2 separate regions of the Mus musculus genome follow, and region 1 is linked to region 2. The links are chromatin contacts, found by Hi-C or POLR2A ChIA-PET in ENCODE. All regions are on one chromosome and are shown on one strand. Each heading gives the region's core, a stretch centred on a gene start or an enhancer-like site at or near the end of the contact. The rest is flanking DNA. Distances are from core to core; before and after follow the strand shown.

Region 1 (3,447 bases), core at 809-3,308, 39 kb after region 2:
CCCACGGGTCTGCTCTGTCCAAGGGGGTGGACAGATGCCCTTGTGACCCAAGAAAGATGAATCCTGGTCCTCCTTCCCTGTCTAGCGCTGCTTTTCTGTGGAGAATGCCAGTGTTGGAGGAGTGGGGATCCTTGGAGTGGTATGTACAGGCACCTCACTGCTCTCTGAGGCTCCCTGGTGCCTGCCATTTCAAAATCATGTCTTAGCTCCCACCCCACCCCCATCCCCGCCCACACTCCTCTACAAAGACAGAGGCCAGGGCCAAGTTCTTAGCCCCACTTGCTGACAGAATTCCAGGGGAGTCCCTGGGTTGGTTTGTAAGATCTGGATGCAGGGTGCATCCTGTATCTATTGGGTAACCTCCGTCAGACAGACAGTCACTCTTAGCCTTGATTTCTTTGGTGGCTGAATGTCCCATCAAAAGAGGAGCCCCAGCTTGTAGAGAGCAGCAGAGGGACACATGGAGCTGCTGAAGCACCCACACACTGTGACCCCTGTGCCTTTTCCCACAAGGCGCACTGTGTTTAAGGCTGGGAGGACATCCCCTCTGATTCGGAGAGCAGAGACGTGGGGCCAATCCCCATGACAAAGCGAGGCTGTGGAGACAAGAGTCCATACAGGGGAGGGCCTGTCTCAGAAACAGGCTGCAACTCAGGCTGCCCAGAGCCAAGCTAGAGTACCCTGGGGTAGAGGCCCGTGACTCTGGCCGACACTCCCAACCCTCTGTTCTGTGGTGTCTTCTGAGGTGGAGTTCTCTCACTGTACACCTCTGCTCTGACTGAAATCCCAGAATAAGGAAAGTGTCAGGGCAGCTGGGAGGGTGAGAAGACCCCCTTAGCACAATGTGAAACCTAGGCGTGGCTGCCATGTTCCCTCCTCAGGCTCCATGGCAGGCTCCTCCCTGACATCACTGGCTTGTGATAACGCTGTCCCAGCCCCCACATCCCACTCTCTCTGATAGAGATACCACCACTGTCTCATCATAACTGGCCACATCTGCAAAAATATATCTCCAAACTGAGGTGCACTCACCGGTTCTAGGGGAACACAGGTTTACCTAGTTCAAAGGTCAGCAGCCTACATTTGACGTGGCTCTCCTTGGGCCCCTGGGGTCCTTCTACGATAGCTAAATTGTGCTTGGGCACCCTAGAGCTCATTTTAGATAGCCAAGTCCAAAGGAGAGTAGAAAATGTCCCGGAGGGGGTGGGGGGAGGGAAACAGCTATTAGCAAGATAGCCTTTTCCTTGTCCACGCAGTTGGGACAGAGCGGTAGCCTTCTGACAGGAGAGTCAGGAGTACGGTAAGACCCCAGGGTGCTGGGGGAAAATATCACCAGTCAATCAGAGAACTCCTGCCCACAGACTGGACCCAACCCTGGGCCTTGTGGGTAGGACATCAGTGCCCAATGCTAGAGCCCCTGCCTGCCTGGAGGTGTGTGTGTGGGGGGGAAGGGGCCTCTGACTATTCCGCTGGGAGCACTGAAAGGGAGTCTGTCCATGGCCCAGAAGATCCATTCCTGGCTCCCCACACTTTCCTTTTTTGAGGTTCCTATGAGAAAGGTTGTCCGCCCAGTCTACCTTAGAGAATTATCGGCTTCGGTGGCCAGTGACTGAATGCAGAGCCCAAGGAACAGAGGCCAGTGCACAGCTGCCTTTGCCCTGGGGGTGGCGGGGAGGAATGGGAGGCTAAAGCCTGGCCAACTGGTCCAGGTGCAGGACTCTGGGTCTGAGCCAGGAAAGGAGCAGGAAGTCAGGGAGGAAGTTCCCTTAAGAGTGGTCCCCTCCCTCGCTAGTAAGGGCCCTGTCTCTTGATGAGAACGGTCCTCACAGGCCGAGGCTGGGAAAGCGCTTTGGGAAGCACCTCACCCACAGCAGACATCATCATTAGCCGAGGCGGCGGCGGCAGAGGCCATTTGACAGCTTTGCCAGAACTATCCTGACTGCTGCTCCAGACGAGCCTCACCGGAGAGGCTTGGGTGGTGGGAGATGCAGGGAGCTGGTAATTAGCAGCAGGCTGTGATGCCGGCGGGACATGTCACCCTATAAAACAGGCATCGTCTCCCTGTGCCTCATTGAAACCTCTCCATGTCTCAGCAGCCTGGGACACTGGCCAACAGGAAGGAGGCAGAAGATGGAATTAGAAGTTCAAAGCCCAGGCCTGTTGCTAGAGTTCAGCCTCCCCCTGATTTGGAGAGGAACCCAAGTCTGGGCTGTGGGTGACTGCCCACTACTTGCCTCTAAACCTGGAGAATTTGTCCCTCCAACTCAAGGCCCCTGAGTGATCAGTTTCAATTGAGATCCTGTTACGTCAGGGTTGGCCCAAATCCATCAAGTCTGCCATCCTTGTTAGAGGAGTAGAGAGGTCCATTCAGAGGATGTGGTCATGTGACCAGGAAGGCGGACGGAGTGACGCAACCATCTGGGGCAGCCAGCTAGCAAGAAGCAGAGGCAGGTAGGACGCTTGCCGGAGCTGCCAGAGGGAACACAAGCTGGCTCCCATTTCAGCATGGTCTCTACAGAAGGGGCGAAACAGATGACAGATCTAAGCCACAGACAGGGAGAAAAAAGGCTGGGGGCTCAGCACCATGACTGAGCCACAGTGACAGGCTGGACCTGCACACTCAGAAACAGCCTGAGTGGCTTCAGAGTCTGCCAGAGACACAGTGATGGCAACTGTGTTACACAAACACACACACACACACACACACACACACACACACACACCATCTCACTCCTACATATCCCACACTAGTTCTATGGAAAGGTGCTAATGGCTTTAGGTGCCTCTGTCCAAGGAAACCTGGCCACTTAATACCAAGGGAAGGATGGGCTAACCCTGGAAAGGCATATACTAGCCTTGAAGCACATGATGAGCCAGAGAGGGAGAGAACATGAGAGAGGGAGGGGTAGGGGAGGTGGCAGGAGACAGGCTCCCCTTGACATCACCATAATTAACCACCAATATGAGGTGTCTGCACCAGGCTGACAATCTAGTAAGGGGTTTTTAGCCATTAGACTGGAGATAGCCAGTGATGCCCCAATACTTGGGGCTTCAGGTGAGCAGATGCAGGTCTCAAGGATGGATACAGTGTTCCCTGGGTCCACCTGGGACTGATGGCATCCTGGCCCGGAGAGCATTTTCCACTACTAACAGCAATGCTGCTCTTACTAAAGGAAAAGATCCTGACCACAGGCAGAGAGAAGCAGATTGTGCAAAACCTCTCTTTTTCTCTATAAGGACAGTTTTCATTGGATAAGGGGTTCGCTCTAATCTGGGATGATCTCGTCTTGAGATCTTTGCTTTAATTGCAAGGGCAAAGACTGTTATCCCTGGCTCCTGGGAGATCCATACTCGGGGATGACAATCCACCCAACACCCTCCAGGCCACTGCTCCAGGTGTGTGAGACACACAGGTGCTGATCTGATGCTGGACTTAACTCGGTCACA
Region 2 (3,307 bases), core at 668-3,167:
CACACCGTTGCAGCTCTAGAGGAGAAAGCAGACCCAGAAATGGAATTCTTCCCAAGATGGATTGGGGGTTGGCCCAGAAGCCCAGGCTGCACATAAGTTTCAGTGTGTGGCCTGGCCTCTGCTTCCAGGCCATGTCAGTACTTAGCAAGGGCACGCAGAGAAAGACCCAGGGCTTGCTTCCCAAAGCAGGTGGCAGGACACTTCCTGGCTTGCAATGCCAAGTTGTAAAAGGTACATGCTCCAAAGACTTGGTGGGGAGTGACATACCACTAACTTCTCCAAGGCAACTGTGGCAACTCCAGGCTTACTGTGTCGCCTGTCACTCCAGGTGATTGACAGCTAGGGGCTTGGGCTGAAACGGATCCTCCAGTAGCGGCAGGACAGAAGGCTCAGGCTGCTGTGAAGGAGTGAGAGGCCATCGCTGGGGGCATACAAGCAGCCACTGACCTGGGTCGGTGGAGGGTGGGGTCTTGTGGAGACTAAATCACTGACACTGTAAGCTCATGACTTCAGAGCTCTCTTTGGCTCTCCCACGGCCTCTACAATGCCCTGGGATACTGACAGCCTGGAGTCCACTTGCTTTGTCTCACCTTATCTCCCAGACTGAAGAAACCCTGTGCCGTCCTCTGCTGCCTTCTCCCATTCACAATAAGGAAGACACACTCTGTTGGCTCTGCCCAGTTGTTTGGGACCTGCCAGGCCAAGCTTATGGCAAAAGGGACCTGCCAGGCAAGCTTATGCCATCCTGAAGGGACTGCTGGCCAGCTGCTGCTCTCCCCGACTGGCCCCGTCAATATGCCCAAGCATTTTGCCCGCTTGTCTGTTATTTTCCGGACTTGGGTGTTGGCTGAGTAAAGACGGTTGGGACAGTGCAGGACACAGAGGCCTCGACACACCTTTGTCCCTCTAACAGGGGGAACTGGACCAGAGTCAACTGGCAGTGTGGCTCTGGACTGTCAGCACCTCTGCTGCTTTCCAGCTGTGCAACACAGGCCACTCTGACCCTCTTCATCTAGAGCACGGGGTTCCACCCATTTCACTAGGAAGATTAAATGCAGTAGTAACACGTGGCACAGTCCCCACACAGCCGGCTCAGAGGAGCCCGAAGAAAAGCCATCAACTGTCTCAGCTGGAGCCCGAGCCCCACTCAGCAGCCCGGCTGTTCCGCTTTCCTGTCTGCTATGCACATCCCTGCTTCTACCCTGGGGTCTCGGGTGCAGGACAGGGTCCAGGCCGCCACTGGAAGTCCGATTGAATCCCGCTACGATACCCTCCCCTTCCCACCATCGCCACGAGGGGCGCAGTGTCTCCGCGGTCGGCTTAGCTTAACTCCGTGGACTCCTCCAGCGGAGCTGCCCCAAAGCACAGGGTGGGTGGGGGCGCGATGGGCCTCCTGGCGGAAGCAAGAGCGTGGTGACCCTCAAGTCCGCTAGCCGGACCCCATCCCGCCCGCGGAATCAGACCTTAGGGGGTCCCGAGCGGGCGGCGGTGGAGTAGCATACGAACGGTTCCAAGTCGCAATGAATGAGTTACCGCTTCACCTCCCGCAGCCCCGTGGCTCCGACTCCCCTGGGCTCTGGTGATGCTTGCTCTGTGCTTCGCAACTCGCGGGCGACATCCCCAACAGCTCTCTCAGGGGCTGGGCCAGGCAGCCCCGAGTTCGGTACTCGGCGCCTGCAGCTCGTCTCACCGTGTGTCGGAACCCGAGGCCAGCCGTGCGCCTGGAGGGCAGCGCGGTGACCGCACCCGTCCCTGATCACCCCAGCGACGCGCACTCACCTCCGCCCCGGCCGCGCGTAGCTCCAGTTCCCGGGACGCGCGGGGCGCCCGCGCCCGGACCGCGTAGCCCCAGCGCTCATCCCCGCCCGCAGCGCCCCGGCCGCCCGCCCGCCCGTCCGCCGGGCACCGAGCCGCCGCGCTGCGCCTGGGGCGGGGTGCGAGCAGAGGGCCGCCTCCCGGGCCGGTCCGCGGGCAGCGCTCGCGCGGAGGCCGGACGCACAGCAGCGCCCCGGCTTGGGTTACACGCTTGCGCCCCCCCCCCCCCCCGCCCCGCCCCGGCTATTTTTAGCACGGCTTTTCCTAGGTGTTGGTTTCATGTGATCCACCTAGCCACGCCGGCCTGGTGGGAAACTCTCTCCCCGGTCACCAACCCTCTCCCCCCACAACACGCTCCTTGGCCAGTTCTACAGCTGGCACGCCGCTGGGCGGAAAGCCTGGCTTCAGCGCAACTTCGGAAACGGCTGCCACCATTCCACCGTGTGGCTTCCAGTCGCAGCTCTATCCATCCTTCGCTCCTCCCAGTCCCTGGGCCACCAAAAGCAACTAAACCTCTTCCTCTGGCTTCTGTCCCGGAAGGTTAGGGCCCGGGCCATAGCTGACACCTGTTTAGGGGAAAATTCAGGTTAAGCCTCCCCCTACCCCCCAGTACATAAGTCTGACACTCTAAGGTGCTGCGGCCTGGAGTAGATGTCCAGCGGGCTTCTGTCATAACACAGAGCTCGAAGTCATCAACCTTGGTGGCTTCCTACTGGGCCATCATCCAGCCTGGGGATGAGCACACTGGAACGTAGTGGGGACCGAAGGAGCTATTTAGGTCTCTAGAGACGGAGGGGCACCTTTAAGATCATCTGACAAAATGCCACATCTAACATGAACCCAAGCTTCACAGATCAGGAATCTGCCAGAGGCCACACAGCTGGAAGAGCTTATGTTAAGATGTTCAGCTCAGCATGAGGGTTCAATGCCCCAGCATTGAGTAAAAAGGCAAGGTGTGGCGTGTATTTGAACCCAGTGCTGGGGAAGCAAGAGCCAGGCAGATCCCTGGGGCTAGCTGGCCAGGCAGCTTAATTTACTCGGTGAGCTCCAGGGTAACCTGTCTCCATAACAAAGCGGACAGCACCTGAAGCCGACCTCTGGTCTCCACGCACACACGTACACGATGTGAGCTCACAGCCCCAGGTCCTGAGAGAGAGAAGATCACTGACTCCACTTTAGATGAACTGGATCACTGACCATTGATCTGTGGGCTTCTCAACAGGCGGGGGTACTTCACGGAAAGAGACCCTGTCAGAAAGAGCCCTTCCACAGCTCCCACCCCCAGTAGGTCTAGCTGCCACTCAGAAGTTCCAGTTTCACTCCTGGGAACACCTTTATCATGCAAAGCAAGGCTGGGCGCAGGCTTCCAGGATGCTTCCTGGGAAACTCCTGGCCTTGGGCAGGTCCCAAGGCCTATGCTGAACCACTCACTTGTGAATGGCCCTGAGCTGCAGTGTGCTGCAGGGCAAAGCTGATCTTCCTGGGACTGTGC

Evidence for each region. A loop is a pair of places that touch in the nucleus more often than their neighbours do. ChIA-PET counts read pairs that join two places held with the same protein, here RNA polymerase II (POLR2A).
Region 1: a loop to region 2 is called in a map of left cerebral cortex, with 2.8 times the contacts of the local background. The contact joins the enhancer-like site here to the promoter of Zfp469 in region 2. A Hi-C loop is called at or near these places in 5 of 37 maps with a recorded cell type or tissue (CH12.LX, adrenal gland, gastrocnemius and 2 more). POLR2A ChIA-PET finds 5 or more read pairs at or near these places in 2 of 5 experiments (Patski and embryonic stem cell).

Annotation. Positions count from the first base shown.
Region 1 is chr8:122,189,467-122,192,913 of GRCm38, reverse strand. It overlaps a transcript of Zfp469 not described here. Among named protein-coding and RNA genes, the nearest start is that of Zfp469, 39 kb to the left of the region's middle. Within about 2 kb of position 2,058, at least 1 of the 3 ENCODE cell types and tissues checked has a DNase peak (open chromatin) inside an H3K27ac peak, as active enhancers do; it is heart, where a contact is called at or near this core.
Region 2 is chr8:122,228,884-122,232,190 of GRCm38, reverse strand. Zfp469 (zinc finger protein 469) reads right to left here and starts at 1,917. Exons shown (of 3, transcript NM_001362883.1): 1 at 1,780-1,917.